Regions from separate parts of the Homo sapiens genome. Here region 2 is linked to region 1. A link is an interaction called in ENCODE POLR2A ChIA-PET data of the cell type or tissue named here. Cell type or tissue: PC-3. All regions are shown on one strand.

Region 1 (8,000 bases):
CTATCTTGGCTCACGGTAGCCTCAACCTCCCAGGCTCAATTGATCCTCCCACCTCAGTCTCCAGAATAGCTGGGACTACAGGCATGTGTCACCATGCCTAATTTTTATTTTGTTTTGTTTTGTTTTTTTTTGTTTTGTTTGAGACAGAGTCTCACTCTGTCGCCCAGGCTGGAGTGCAGTGGCGCAATCTCGCCTCACTGCAACCTCCGCCTCCCAGGTTCAAGTCATTCTCCTGCCTCAGCCTCCTGATCAGCTGGGATCACAGGTGCCTGCCACCACACCCAGCTAACTTTTTTGTATTTTTAGTAGATATGGGGTTTCACCATGTTGGCCAGGCTGGTCTTGAACTCCTGACCTCAAGTGATCCACCTGCCTCGGCCTCCCAAAGTGTTGGGATTACAGGTGTGAGCCACCGCGCCTGTCCAAATTTTTGTGTTTTTTGTAGAAATGGGATATCACTATGTTGCACAGGCTGATTTCAAGCTCCTGGCCTCAAGCAATCTGCCTGCCTCAGCCTCCCAATGTGCTGGGATGACAGCCCTGGGTTAGATTTTAACTGACACTTGGAAGCAAGATTTTGGATACTGGACTATTAGCCCAGGGGACATTCTACTATGACCTCTCTATTCATATGGTTCTGGGTGGATTTTCTCTCTTTCCATGCTACCCCCACCATGCCTATTCCCAGAGGTCAGTTTCAAAAGGTGACGTGATATTTGCAAACCCTCTTTGTCATTTTTCTGGTTTCTTTAAAAGGGAAAACTTTAAGAAGTGTCTTCTGCCTGGCTGTTACCAGTAGGTTCTTGAGGAGATCCAGGGATGGTAGGCTACAGAAAGAACAACGGTCACACTCTAGACCCATGCTGCCCAATGGCAATATAATGCAAGCCATGTGTGTAATGTTGGGCTTTATAAGTCACATTAAAAAGAGTAAAAAGCGCGGCCGGGCACGGTGGCTCAAGCCTGTAATCCCAGCACTTTGGGAGGCCAAGGCAGGCGGATCACAAGGTCAGGAGCTCGAGACCATCCTGGCTAACATGGTGAAACCCCATCTCTACTAAAAATACAAAAAAATTAGCCGGGCATGGTAGCACATGTCTGTAGTCCCAGCTACTCGGGAGGCTGAGGCAGGAGAATGGCGTGAACCTGGGAGGCAGAGCTTGCGGTGAGCCGAGATCGCGCCACTGCACTCCAGCCTGGGCGACAGAGCAAGACTCCGTCTCAAAAAAAAAAAAAAAAAAAAAAAAAAAGAGTAAAAAGCAGCTGGGTACAGTGGCTCATGCCTGTAATCCCTATACTTTGGGAGGCTGAGGCAGGAGGATTGCTCAAGCCCATGAGTTCAAGACCAGCCTGGACAGCATGGCAAAACCTCTTCTCTACAAAAATACAAAAATTAGCTGGGCATGGTGGCGTGTGTCTGGAGTCCCAGCTACTCAGGGGGCTGAAGTAGGAGGATCACTTGAGCCTGGGAGGTGGAGGCTGCAGTGAGCCAAGATTGTGCCACTGCCCTCCAGCCTGGGTGACAGAGTGAGACCCTGTCTCACAAAAAAAGAAAGAAGAGTGAAAAGCAATGGGGAAAATTAACTTTCATAATAATTTTATTTAACACAATATATCCATAACAGCATAATTTCAAATATAATCAGTAAACATCGTGGAGATGTTTATGTTCTTTTTCTCATACTAGTCTTTGTTTTTTGTTTTTTAAATTTTTTTATTTCAATAGGTTTTTTGGGGAACAGGTGGTGTTTGATTACATGACTAAGTTCTTTAGTGGTGACTTCTGAGATTTTGGTGCACCCATCACCTCTCATACTAGTCTTTGAAAGTCAATGTGCACTTTACTCTTGCAGCACATTGCAACTGAACCTGCCACAGTCCATGTGCTCAATGGCCATGTGTGTCAAGCGGCTGCCATATTGGACAGCACAGGTCTGGATGCTCCAGCTATGGCTGGTCCATGTTGAATGAGCCCTTTGCTTCTCCAGGCCTCTGTTTTCTCGTTTCTGCATGAGGAAGCTAGACTAGATAGGCTTGGTGGCTCCTCTTCATCCTAACATTCTTCATCTTTCAATGCTAAAAATGGAAAGCACGGGTAAACCAGGACAAGCAGGCTTCCCTGTGGGAGCTTTGTTTTCTCATCTATAAAATGGGGCAATCAAATATGACCCAGATCCACAGGCGAGGATGTGCTTTGTGGAGGAAAAGGAGGGAGGCATAGTGTTGTGAGATTATTTTCAGGACTGTGATTGACCACTCACTTAGACCCAGGTCTACCTCCTTGATTTATGTCCCTGAACCTCATCTGCCTTATCCATCCGTAAGGTGCAGATAAAAATGGCGCTTACAAGGCCCAGCATGGAGGCTCATGCCTGTAGACACAGCAACTCAGGAGGCTGAGGCAGGAGGGTCACTTGAGCCCAGGAGTTCGAGAACATAGTGAGACTCTGTCTCTACAAATATAAAAACAACTAGCTTGGTGTAGTGGCATGCACCTGTAGTCCTAGCTACTCGGGAGACTAAGGCAAGAGGATCACTTGAGGCACAGAGTTTGAGACCAGCCTGGGCAAGATATCAAGACCCTGTCTCTCTCTCTCTCTCTCTCTCTCTCTCTCTCTCTCTCTCTCATATAGTCTGTAACAATTAAATAAAACCCCTATGCAGAGGGCTCAGGCACCAATGCTTAGTGCACAGTAAGCTCTCAACCACAGGAGGCTGCTGCTGTTACCTTTCCTTCTGTTGCAGAAATGAGGTTCAGGGTGGAGAGGGACTTGGCCAAGGTCGCACAGAGAGGAGGGAGTAGCAGACGCTGGCCTATTTGGGCTTCCTCCCTCTCATTGGCAGCCATCCCCGATAGTCAGCTACTAATTTCCTCACAGCAAGGTAAATGCAATAAATACACCCGAAGCCACTGAACTACTTGAATGAGGCTTGGGTCCAAGTATTGTTTCCATGGTATGTACCCTGGCAAGCATGCATATGTGATTTGTTTAAAATCCCAGCTCCTGAGGGCGGAGGCAGGGCTCTCAGGCAATTCTATCCAGCAGCCGTCTCTCCCTAGACGGTGCCCCCCACCCAGACCGGCGTGAGATGCCTCGGTGTGATTTCAAGGGAAGGGCCCCCTTCTACATGGCGCCTGAAGTACCTTTGGCTGGACAGTGACAGAGTAGAAAGTGCACTGAATTAAAAGCCAGGAAGTCCGAATCGTTATCTATTACATAACAATAATAGGAAGCCACTTTTCTGAGTTCTCACTACTGTATGACATTGCCAAGTTCTCTGCATTTACTGTTTCATTTAACCCTCCCCGTTACTCAGAGACGAGGTGATTACAAATGACCGCATTTTGGAACTGAGGTTTAGAGAAAATAAACAACTCACCCAGAAACACCCGGATAGAGCCAGGAAGGACCTTAAAACTCTTCCCTGGGGCAGGAGGCGGCCAGCTCTCCCTACGGAGCCTCATGGAAACTGGACATTCAAAAACCGGGACAAGCGGGTGTCCTTATAGCAGCTTAATTTATTCATCTGTAAAGTTGGGGGACAGCCGAACCTGATGTTGGTCAGGACAAGGATGAAAAATAGGATAGATGAGGATGTTTTGCAGGAGGAAAAGGAGGCAGAGAAAGTGTTGTGGAATTGTTATTAAGATAATGATTGACGGCCAGGTGCAATGGCTCACGCCTGTAATCCCAGCACTTTGGGAGGCTGAGGCAGGCGGATCACTTGAGGTCAGGAGTTCGAGACCAGCCTGTCCAACATGGCAAAACCCTATCTCTACTAAAAATACAAAATTAGCCAGGTGTGGTGGCGGGAGCCGTAATCCCAGCTACTCGGGAGGCTGAGGCTAGAGAATTGTTTGATTCCAGGAGGTGGAGGTTGCAGTGAGCTGAGATCGCACCACTGCATTCCAGCCTGGGCGACAGAGTGAGACTCTGTCTAAAAAAAAAAGAAGCTAATTGACAGAGCTCAGACCCAGAGCTTGCTGTCTCCCTCCCTCTCTGTCTCTGTCTCTCAGCAGACAGAAAATATATCTGCCTCTCCCCAGCCCAGCTTCCTTCCAACTCCTTCCAAAGATCAAGTTTCCTTTCTACAGCCAAGGTGTGAGAGAGAAACAGCACACCAATTTCCCAAGCACCAGCCCAGAGCCCTCCCTGATTCTAGGATGCAGCAGAGAAAGAGAGAAGAACGTGCTGAGAGTGGCCAGGGGCTGTTGCCAATTGCTTCATTTCTGTTTTCTTTTTTCCTTAAGCAAAGTACACCAAAGGCTAATTCCCGCCTCTGTCCTTTAGTAAGGTCTGGCCCAAGCCAGAGTCTGGAGGAAGTCAGCTTGGGGGCCTTGCCTCCCCAAGAGGTCGCCTTTCAGTTGCTTCTTTCATTAAAGAATTAAGCCTTAATGCCAAACGGGATGCTCAAGAGAGCTCTGGAGGTCCCGGCTGTCTCTGCCACCAACTGAACAGTGAGCATCCTGGGTTTGGTACCTGCAGGACATGGGGCTTGGGGAGGGTTAAGGAAGCAAGGAGAGAGAAGGGCACAGCGGTCCTGGATGGGTTTCCCTGCAAACCAGAACCCAGCAGCAAGATGCCGAAAGACACTCAGCCGGTTGACACCCGGGCCACACACAGCAGAGAAATGACACAGCACGCGGGCGACGCATGAATACACAGAAACACACACACAGAGCAACGCCAGATGGAGAACGCAGCCCAGGCTGAGCCCGGGGATTCATTATTTCCTCACCCACACAGAGGGGCTGACAGAGTTACGTAATGCAGGCTGCAAAGGGGAGGCTGAACTTGCTAATTATCCCCCCCACACACCCCCCCATTGAGGGGATCCAGGAGGTGGCACCTCCCTCTGGGAGGGGTCTCTGCACCCACCTTCTGCTCTCAGAGGCAGCAGGAGCTTGTCAGCTGCCTCAGCCCTGGGGTGACCCTGGGAAGTCGCTAAAAGGGAAATGAGGAAGTGAGTGTCAGTTTGTTAGTCATGGCAGATGGGGGCTCCCTCCTGGTGCTGAAGCATGGTGAGGTTGCTGGCAGGAAGGGGCTTTGGGACAGAGATGGAAGTAGCACTTGAGTGGGGAGCAGGGAAAGAGATGGAAGGGTTCTCTGATGTCTCCTACCCATCTTGCTGGTATTGATGTTTGTAGTGTGACCAAACCTATCTTTTTGAACTTGCAACAAACTAATAATTACAAGTAGGGACGGGCGGCTACTTCCCACCCTACCCACACCCACAGATCACCTGCCCCATCCCAGATGTGCCACACTGTGCATGTACACGGCCCCGTGGGCACATGCTACAGGTGCTTGCCCCTCACCTGGGCCACAGCATCTCCAGCTGGGCCCCCATTGGCCTTTGGTACCCCAACCAGACCCCATTTCTTTGAGCCTGAGAGAGTCAGTGACTTGCAAGATTCCAGCATTTCAGGGAGAAAGTTAGGAGTTAAGAAAATAACTAGAATATAAATTTGATTTTGGCGGGGGGCAGGGGAGACAGAGTTTCACTCTGTTGCCCAGGCTGGAGCGCAATGGCGTAATCTCAGCTCACTGCAACCTCCGCCTCCTTGGTTCAAGCGATTCTTGTGCCTCAGCCTCCTGAGTAGCTGGGATTACAGGCACCCGCCACCACACCCGGCTAATTTTTGTATTTTTAGTAGAGACGAAGTTTCACCATGTTGGCCAGGCTGGTCCCAAACTCCTGACCTCAGGTGATCCGCCCGCCTTGGCCTCCCAAAGTGCTGGGATTATAGGTGTGAGGCACTGTGACCGGCCTGATTTTTTTTTTAAATAAATAGAGAAAGGGTCTTGCTATGTTGCCCAGGCTGGTCTCAAACTCCTGGGCTAATGCGATCCTCCCACCTCAGCCTCCCAAACTGCTGAGATTACAGGTGTGAGCCACCATACCTGTACTATAATATAAATTTGAAAGAGCTAGAGTATAAGTTTAAAAGCTCAGGCTCCAGGTCAAATCCTCCCCCTGCCATTATTCTCTATGTGACCTTGGACAAGTTACTGAACCTTCCCAAGCTTCCCTTTCCTCTTCTCTTGAGGGGTTATCGTGAGGATCAAAGGAGAAATAACAAATATGTGTTAAGAGCGAACGTGCTCAAAAAGTGTCTGCCGTGTTTAGTCTTTGGGATTTTTCCTTCTTCAGTCAACGAATGTTCATTGAGTGCCTACAATGTTCCTATGTTTCCCCTTCTCCATCAGAGTTTCAGCTGTCTGTGGAGCACAAGTGTCTTCCACAATTTTGTGTGGACCCATCTTCTTAGTATTTATGTTTGTAGTGTGACTAAGCCTATCCTTTTGAACATGGAACAAGCTAATAATTACAAAAATGGTTATGAAGGCCAACTGACATTCGTCATCATTGTGTACATGGAAGGCAGTGTCATTCCCGTTCCACTGGGCTTTGGGAGTGGCTGGAACAGAGAGCCCAAAAATCTGTGCCAGCTGAGCCCCCGAGCTATGGATGGAAAATGTATACAAGACACAGAGAGCAACTAGAATGCTTGACAAGTTGGACTGATGACCTCTCGTGGTGGGAAAGAGATAAGAGAGGTCTTTTGATTCTCGTCACTTGATTTCTGGGGCTGACTGTCCATGTTTGCCCAGGGAGACCCTTTTGTCCCAGAGGGCTTTGATCATGGAAGTGAAACTAGGTAATTTGCAGCTAACCTTGAAAGGTGCCCCCTCCAGGAAGAAGGATTTTGTTTCTAGGTTGGCTTGAAATTCTGGAGTGTCTTGTGTCTAGACTTTGTCAATTGGCTGCATTTTCTATCTCAGTTTTCAAGGTGGTGTTGGGCACTCTACTTCAATCTCTTTTTTTAAATTCTTTTCATCCCCTCCTGTTCTTCCTCTTCAGCTCATGATGCCTCAGATCTGATCCGCATCTAACAGGCTGGCAATGAAGATACCCAGAGAATAGTTCACATCTATCATGCGTCACTTCTAGACACAGCCATCAGACGCATCTCCTCCCCTTTCTGCCTGACCTTAGGGACACGTCCCACCGCCTCTCTTGACGTCTGCCTGGTCAACCATCACTTCCTTAGAGAATAAGGAGAGAGGCGGATGCAGGAAATCATGCCACCGACGGGCCACCAGCCATGAGTGGGTGACGCTGAGCTGACGTCAAAGACAGAGAGGGCTGAAGCCTTGTCAGCACCTGTCACCCCGGCTCCTGCTCTCCGTGTAGCCTGAAGCCTGGATCCTCCTGGTGAAATCATCTTGGCCTGATAGCATTGTGAGGTCTTCAGACAGGACCCCTCGGAAGCTAGTTACCATGGAGGATCACATGTTCGGTGTTCAGCAAATCCAGCCCAATGTCATTTCTGTTCGTCTCTTCAAGCGCAAAGTTGGGGGCCTGGGATTTCTGGTGAAGGAGCGGGTCAGTAAGCCGCCCGTGATCATCTCTGACCTGATTCGTGGGGGCGCCGCAGAGCAGAGTGGCCTCATCCAGGCCGGAGACATCATTCTTGCGGTCAACGGCCGGCCCTTGGTGGACCTGAGCTATGACAGCGCCCTGGAGGTACTCAGAGGCATTGCCTCTGAGACCCACGTGGTCCTCATTCTGAGGGGCCCTGAAGGTTTCACCACGCACCTGGAGACCACCTTTACAGGTGATGGGACCCCCAAGACCATCCGGGTGACACAGCCCCTGGGTCCCCCCACCAAAGCCGTGGATCTGTCCCACCAGCCACCGGCCGGCAAAGAACAGCCCCTGGCAGTGGATGGGGCCTCGGGTCCCGGGAATGGGCCTCAGCATGCCTACGATGATGGGCAGGAGGCTGGCTCACTCCCCCATGCCAACGGCCTGGCCCCCAGGCCCCCAGGCCAGGACCCCGCGAAGAAAGCAACCAGAGTCAGCCTCCAAGGCAGAGGGGAGAACAATGAACTGCTCAAGGAGATAGAGCCTGTGCTGAGCCTTCTCACCAGTGGGAGCAGAGGGGTCAAGGGAGGGGCACCTGCCAAGGCAGAGATGAAAGATATGGGAAT
Region 2 (8,000 bases), 72 kb after region 1:
ACACGGTGAAACCCCGTCTCTACTAAAAAATACAAAAAAAAAAAAAATTAGCCAGGCGTGGTGGCGGGCGCCTGTAGTCCCAGCTACTCGGGAGGCTGAGGCAGGAGAATGGTGTGAACCCGGGAGGCAGAGCTTGCAGTGAGCCAAGATCGCGCCACTGCACTCCAGCCTGGGTGATAGAGCAAGACTCCGTCTCAAAAAAAAGAAAAAGAAAGAAAGAAAGAAAAAAAAGATGGGGGTGGGATGGGAGAGAGGAAGATTGGCAAGATCGACACGAAAGGTGTTAAAGACACAATAGCACCCAACGAAGACTTTCTCCTGGGTCTAAGTGGAAGGACTGGACAAGAAATGCAGAGAGAATCACCATCTCACTTCACGCTGCTCTAAACCATCTCAGGGACCACCCTTTGGGAAATGCTGCTCTTTGGGGCAGGGAGTCCCAAAATACCCCAGCTTCTCATACCTCCTGACCCCTGTCCCCTCTCCTCCCACAGAGTGACAAAGTGACCATTGTTGACCATCACTCCGCCACCGAGTCCTTCATTAAGCACATGGAGAATGAGTACCGCTGCCGGGGGGGCTGCCCTGCCGACTGGGTGTGGATCGTGCCCCCCATGTCCGGAAGCATCACCCCTGTGTTCCACCAGGAGATGCTCAACTACCGGCTCACCCCCTCCTTCGAATACCAGGTCCTTCCCTGTCCCTGCCTCTTTTCATATTAAGTGTCCTGTATCTGGTGTGTGTGTCACATTTAGGCTCATTTCAACCCAGGCTAGTGCTCTGGACACTCAATAGCCACATGTGGCTGGTGGCTACCATATTGCACAGGTCTAGCTGAAAGAACAAGAGAGACTATATGAGGCCGACATGATGGCTCATGCCTATAATCCCAGTGATTTGGGAGGTTGAGGTGGGAAGGTGGCTTGAGGCCAGGAGTTTGAGACCACCCTGGGGAATATAGTGAGACCCCATCTCTAAATTTTTTTTTTTTTTTAATTAGCAGGCTGGGCATGGTGGGTCACACCTGTGATCCCAGCACTTTGGGAGGCCAAGGCAGGTGGATCACCTGAGTCAGGAGTTCGAGACCAGCCTGGCCAACATGGCGAAACCCCATCTCTACTAAAAATACAAAAAATTAGCCTGGCGTATGCCAGCTGCTCAAGAGGCCAAGATAAGAGAATCGCTTGAACCCAGGAGGTGGAGGTTGCAGTGAGCCGATATCAAGCCACTGAACTCCAGCCTGGGCAACAAGAGTGGGACAAAAAGAAAGAGAGAAAGAGAGAGAGGGAAAGGGAGAGGGAGAGGGGGAGATGGGGAGGATGAAGAGGGGGAGAGGGAGAGAGTGTAGAGGGAAAGAGGGAGAGGGGGGAAAGGGAGAGAGAGAGGGAGAGAAGGGGAGGGAGGGAGGGAAGGAAGGAAAAGAAGGAAGGAAGGGAAGAAAGGAAGGAAGAAGGGAAGGGAGGGAGGAAGGAAGGAAGGAAAGGAAGGAAGGGAGAGAGAGAGAGAAAGAAAGAGAAAGAAAGGAAAGAAAGAAAGAAAATAAAGAAAGAAAATAAATAAGAAAATTAGCTGAGTGTGGTGGCATATACCTGTAGTCCCAGCTATTTGGGAGGCTGAGTTAGGAGGATCCCTTGAGCTAGGGAGGTCAAGGCTGCAGTGAGCTATGATCACACCACTGCACTCCTGCCTGGGCAGCAGAGTGAGACCCCTGTCTCTTAAGAGAGAGAAAGAGGGATGAAATGAGAGTGAGTAGTCAGGGGTCACAAGAACAGAGTTTGAGAGGGACTGGGGGCCAAGGGGAAAGAGCTAGCAGGACACTGCCAAGGCCAGACCACCCACTGGGCAAGGACCCCCCCCCTCCCCCCAACCCCGCATCCCTTCCCCCATGGTGGTCACCACTGGGCAGAATTCTTCCCTTCAGAGGCCGAGGGTCAGGCAGTCACAAGTCCCAGGTGGTCCTGAGCATCCCCAACAGGAACCAGATGCCCTCACTGCAGTGAGTGACCATAGCCCTCTCCTTCTCTTCCCAGCCTGATCCCTGGAACACGCATGTCTGGAAAGGCACCAACGGGACCCCCACAAAGCGGCGAGCCATTGGCTTCAAGAAGCTAGCAGAGTAAGTTTCGTGCAGTGGGCGGGTGGGGTGGATGTCCCCACAAACTCAGAGAACCCAGAGAAGGAGGCTGGGCAGACTCCTGTGCCCTCTGACCTCTCTACAGAATATGATTTCTTCATCTTCTTCAGCCACCTGGGCCTTCTTTGCCTCTGAGTCTGAGCTGTGAATGTCGTTCCAACTCTTCTCCTTCTCAGCCTCACTTTCCTCACACTGGTTTCCTAAATTCTTGTCCTGGGGGCAATGGTGTGTTGGTGAACCAGCCCTCCTAATAATAATAATAATAATAATAATAATAATAATAATAATAATAATAGTAATACCTTGATTTTCATGTTTGCCAGTTTCCATGATGTAAACATTCCCACTATGACCAATTTCTTTTCTTTCTTTCTTTCTTTTTTGAGATAGGGTCTGTTCCCCAGGCTGGAGGCGTCTCACTTTGTTGCACAGGCTAGTCTCGAACACCTGGCCTCAAGCGATCCTCCTGCCTCAGCCTCCCAAAGTGCTAGGATTACAGGTGTGAGCCACTACACCTGGCCTAGGAAGTCACTGAACCCAGACTAGGGAGGAGCTGGAGTTAGTCAGCTCCAGCACACTACTGCCTGGAGAGCACCCTCGTTCAGGGCTGACCCTTAATTTTACTCATTCATTCATTTACTCATTCATTCATTCATTAGTTGGGTGTCGCAGCACACGCCTGTAGTTCTAGCTACTCAGATTCTGTGCCAGGCACTGTGTGAGGCTTCAGGGGGATCATGGCAAGCTAGACAAATGCTGTCCCTGCTGTCATGAAGCTCACAGCCATTCCTTTGTCAAAGAATCAACAAATACAGTAAACATGGCAGCTGTGGAAGGTACCATCGAGGAATGGTTCCTGGAAATAATAATGGTTCACGGAGTTTGGGAGGTCAGGGAGGGCTTCCTGGAGGAGGTGACAATTGAGCTAAAGAATGAGATTAAGAAAGTTTAAGCAAAGAGGGGAAGGAAGGGGGTTATGGCCTGAGACTACTGAGGAGTGATTTTCCTGAAGAATGCCTGACCAGCCAGAGGACCAGCTGACAAGTAGGATGGGGTTAACTAAGTTGATTTAACGGGGATGCCAGCCTTCTGCCCCAAAAAAAAGAGAACCCCACTGATCCACTTACCAAAGACCACTGTTTGGAGCTAACTTTTTGTCAGAAGACACTACTCTGTTTCCTCAGCTCCCTCAGGTCCAGAATTCTCTATGTATGATAACTAGTTGTACAACAGGTGTCATCTAAGCCATGGGCCCCAGAGACAAGACACTGGTGGGTCTTGCAGGGACCCAAACCTAGGTCCTGGCTCCATTAATAGAGCCCATAGAATCAATCAATCTCTCTCTCTCTCTCTCTCCTCTCTCTTCTCTCTCTCTCTCTCTCCCCCTCCCCCTTTCTCTCCCTCCCTCCCTCTCCTCTCTCTGTCTCTCTCTCTCTCTCTCTCCCTCCCTCCCTCCCTCTCTCTCCTTCCACCCTAATCCCATCCCCCAGCCAAGCAAGAACACATCAGCAGCCACCATTTCCCTAACAAGAATATCTCAGATATTCTCAGGGAGGGCAATTGTTGGCTTCAGTTCAGCTCCACTGTCTCTGGGGGGAAAGGGGAGGGAGAAATCTAAAACATTAATTACACTATTAAGTTTTGGGTAGTAACAATGGGAATTAATTATAGATGCATCTTTATGCTCAAATTATTCAAAGGGAACCCTCCAGGTACCTTTTATTCCTTTCTGTTTCTTCCCCTTAGCTAAGTCTTCCTGCATCGTGGGCGGTTTCCCTGATTCTAAAAAATAATGAACTTAACGCCGATAATCCCAGGTGGGGGGAAGTTAGCGATTTGTCTGCACTGAGATTTCTAGTTACAACAGGGAGGCTTGTTAAGGAGTCGAGCCTGGGTATTTCTGAGCCTCTGGCCTGTCTGCTAGTGCCCCTGGAACTCGCCCTGCCCAGTAGAGCAGAAGGAAGAGACACTGGTTTGGGCTTCTCTGTTTAGTTAGAAAGAGGCTGGATTTGATGTTCAGACTTCCCAGGGTCTCAGTGGCAGCATCTTTTAAAATTCATAACTTCTTTTATTTCTTTTTTGTAGAGACAAAGTCTCACTCTGTTGACCAAGCTGGTTTCAAACCCTTGGCCTCAAGTGATCCTCCCGCCTCAGCCTCCCAAAGTGCCAGGATCACAGGCATGAGCCACTATGCCCATCCCATAACTTCTTTTGATAGATATTTATTTAGTGCCTGTTGGGTATCAGGCTCTGTGCAAGACCCTTGACATGCATTGCTGAATAAATCAGACCTGGTCCTTCCCTTGTGGACCAATAAACCTCTAAATCCCATCAAACTCAATGCCTGGTGACTAATTCGTGATTCATTTCTCTCTCTCTTTCTCTCATTCACACATGTGCATACACACACACATTAGAATATGAGCCCTATGACAGCTGCATTCCATAGCTATGTTCTCTGTGGTCTCCATTTCCTATAACAATACTGACACATAGTTAAGCACTTAATAAATATTTGATGAATGAAAGAGAGAGGAAATGGATGAACGATCATCTTTTGAGGCAATGCTTGGCAAACCAAGGTTCTTAAGCCTGGGATCAATCAAGTAACAAGCTAACAAAACTAACTACTCCTTTTAATTCATGACTAATTGCTCTGGTGGGATTTTTTTTTTTTTTTTTTTTTTTTTTTGAGGCAGAGTCTCACTCTGTCGCCCAGGCTGGAGTGCAGTGGTGCCCAGTGGTGCGATCTCGGCTCACTGCAACCTCCACCTCCTGGGTTCAAGCAATTCTCTTGCCTTAGCCTCCCAAGTAGCTGGGACTACAGGCGCACGCTGCCACTCCCGGCTAATTTTTTTGTATTTTAGTAGAGACGGAGTTTCACCTTGTTGCCCAGGCTGGTGGCAAATTCCTGAGCTCAGGCAATCCACCTGCCTCGGCCTCCCAAAGTGCTGGGATTATAAGCATGAGCTACCACACCCGGCCTCTGGTGGGATTTAATAAAGGATTTAATATCCAGCATTATCTCTAGAGAAGTTAAAAAATAAAATAAAATAAAGGATTTAATAATACTTTAATAATACGGTGCTTAAACACAAAGACTTCAAGTGCCTCTGAGGAAACCCCTGAAGCCATCAAAGATCAAGAGAGTTCTCTTCTGTTATATTTCATGGATCCTGGTTCTTGCACGAAAGTCCCAATCCAGCATCTTCTCTCCCCTTTTCTGTTGCCCATTTTTCATCTCCATCCTCTTCCCTCCAGAGCTGTCAAGTTCTCGGCCAAGCTGATGGGGCAGGCTATGGCCAAGAGGGTGAAAGCGACCATCCTCTATGCCACAGAGACAGGCAAATCGCAAGCTTATGCCAAGACCTTGTGTGAGATCTTCAAACACGCCTTTGATGCCAAGGTAGGTGGGGGGTAGCCCTAGCTCCACCAGCTTCTCATGGTGAATTAAGGCAGGAAGGGGAGAGAGGGAAGTCAACAGAGAAGAAGCCTTTGGCAAAGGATGAAAGCACACCTGACAGGGCCTATCAGCTCACATACACATTTGCATAAATTTCAGGGGACTGTGATATCCCTGTCCCCATGAGTCCAGGAGTCACAAAATGAAATTCCCCTCTTTAGAGCAAAATGTTAGAGGGTTTATAAGAAACCATTCTGAGGTCAGTTTGGGAAGCTTTGCCTGAAGTACAGCTCGATGGTTTTTTGGTTTTGTTTTTTTGTTTTTTTGTTTTTTGTTTTTTTTTTTTTTTGAGAAGGAGTTTCACTCTGTCACCCAGGCTGGAGTGCAGTGGCGCGATCTCGGCTCACTGCAAGCTCCACCTCCCGGGTTCACGCCATTCTTCTGCCTCAGCCTCCCGAGTAGCTGGGACTGCAGGCGCCCACCACCACGTTCGGCTAATTTTTTGTGTTTTTAGTAGAGACGGGGCTTCACTGTGTTAGCCAGGATGGTCTCGATCTCCTGACCTCTTGATTCGCCCGCCTCGGCCTCCCAAAGTGCTGGGATTACAGGCGTGAGCCACCGCACCCGGCCAGCTCGATGGTTTTCATTGCTGTGGCAGGACTTCCCAGAGCCTGTAATCTATAAGCATGTGTTCTAATCTCCAAAAGAGGCGAGGATAGAATATAGACGTTTCCCAAACATGTTTGATCGTGGATCGCTTGTTTTCATGGAGCATCTCAGGAGACTGGGATTTTCTAGAACCTATTTTGAGAAATGTTGCTCAGACGATGATGAGACACAGGGCAATCATCTTTCCAGAAGGCAGATATCTCAGACTTGTTTGGCCAGGTGCTCCACACTGCTCGGGGGAGGATTAGAGAGGAGGTTGAGAAGACTTAGTCAGCTCTAGCCAGATCATTCCCGGCCTAACTGGGGTCAGGAAGAATCCAAGACCAATTGACTATAAGAATCCCATGGGATTCCATCAAGCTGTGTTTCTAGTATCTGCCAATCCCTTGAACCATTGCTTCAGATTCTCCACAACCCTTCAGGCCACAGTGACCATAGCAAGGTCCCACGCTACCAAAAAGCGTTTAGTTCTACCCACTTGAGCCCACTGAAGTACTAACACCTCAGATCTTTTGGTTCTCCTTCCAAAGGAGATGACCCAAAATGACTCACATTTTTCCTTTCTCTCCTCTTGCCCTTCCCCCATCACTTTTTGTCTCTCCCACCTCTTTTCTCTCCTCATCCCCTTCTTCCTCTCCCCATCCTATACCTGTGCCCTGCCCACCTAGGTGATGTCCATGGAAGAATATGACATTGTGCACCTGGAACATGAAACTCTGGTCCTTGTGGTCACCAGCACCTTTGGCAATGGAGATCCCCCTGAGAATGGGGAGGTGAGATGAGCTTTTACCTGTTCAAGAGTGTGGTTCCATCATCAGGAAGAAGTAGGGGCCAAGGTTGAGACTCTTCCTACACCTGCTATTCAGTAGCAAACCCTCCCAGAGCCTGAAAGCCAGTAATTTCCATTTGGATCCAAGTTATACAAAGGTTGGACAATTCCAAGTACTCAGTCTACTGGCGTCCATTAGTTAGCAAGTCCCTGGTGAAAATATTGTCACCTAAGTGAGCTATTTGTTTGCAGTGGCTGCTCCTATCATTAGCTTGATGTTCCCTGATGTAGATGAGGAACATGGGGACAATATTTTTATAGAAGGAAGGCTCCAACGGGAAGTTGTGTGCTGGGGGTAGGGAGTCCACACCTGTAGTCATTTAAACAGCAGGTGTATCCACTGCGTCTGTAGCCCAGGCATTACTGTCCAGCCTGAGCCCCTGACCGCTCCTGACATCCTGGCCTCCGGGCATCAGTCTCCTCTTTGACAGCCAGGACCCCAGACCCTCAGTATCCGACCTGATTTCCCATTTACTAAGATGTGCTAATTTCACCCATATGTTTTGGCTTCCAGAAATTCGGCTGTGCTTTGATGGAAATGAGGCACCCCAACTCTGTGCAGGAAGAAAGGAAGTAAGTGAATGACCCCTCCGACGTCACCCGCCACCCCCGAGGGTAACTGGACATTGACTTTTGGCACCTGGGGTTCACATTTGAGTTCTGGATGGTGGCTGTAATCTGAAGTCCATTTGTAATGGGTCTTAGTTGTGAGGTGTCTGCAGTCTACTGGGGCAAATATTTTGGTATCTGGGTCACTTCACAGCCTTGTGCCTCAGTTTCCTTTTCTATCAAATAGAGATTATAGCACCTACCTTGACTTTCTAATTAGTAAGAATCAAATCACAAACTAGATGTAAAAGCACTGTGTGCTGGGCGTGGTGGCTCACGCCTGTAATCCCGGCACTTTGGGAGGCCGAGGCAGATGGATCACAAGGTCAGGAGTTCGAGACCAGCCTGGCCAACAT

The links. Peaks named below come from ENCODE experiments on the same cell type or tissue, not always from the same donor. Only the 100,000 strongest peaks of a DNase experiment are listed, where the experiment ranks them.
Region 2: POLR2A ChIA-PET joins it to region 1 with 15 read pairs; 2 of 35 experiments call an interaction of 5 or more read pairs at or near these places.

What each region holds. Positions count from the first base shown.
Region 1 is chr12:117,330,357-117,338,356 of GRCh38, reverse strand. NOS1 (nitric oxide synthase 1) reads left to right here. Exons shown (of 29, transcript NM_000620.5): 2 at 6,868-8,000. The coding sequence starts at 7,288. Among named protein-coding and RNA genes, the nearest start is that of NOS1, 27 kb to the left of the region's middle. In PC-3, a CTCF peak has its summit at 6,550 (motif pointing left); a DNase peak (open chromatin) is centred at 6,426; H3K27me3 peaks cover 3,702 bases.
Region 2 is chr12:117,258,005-117,266,004 of GRCh38, reverse strand. It overlaps NOS1 (nitric oxide synthase 1), which reads left to right. Exons shown (of 29, transcript NM_000620.5): 12 at 495-689; 13 at 2,031-2,116; 14 at 5,396-5,540; 15 at 6,875-6,979; 16 at 7,550-7,608. Among named protein-coding and RNA genes, the nearest start is that of FBXO21, 72 kb to the right of the region's middle. In PC-3, no CTCF peak of the experiment used is centred here; a DNase peak (open chromatin) is centred at 4,554; H3K27ac peaks cover 1,054 bases.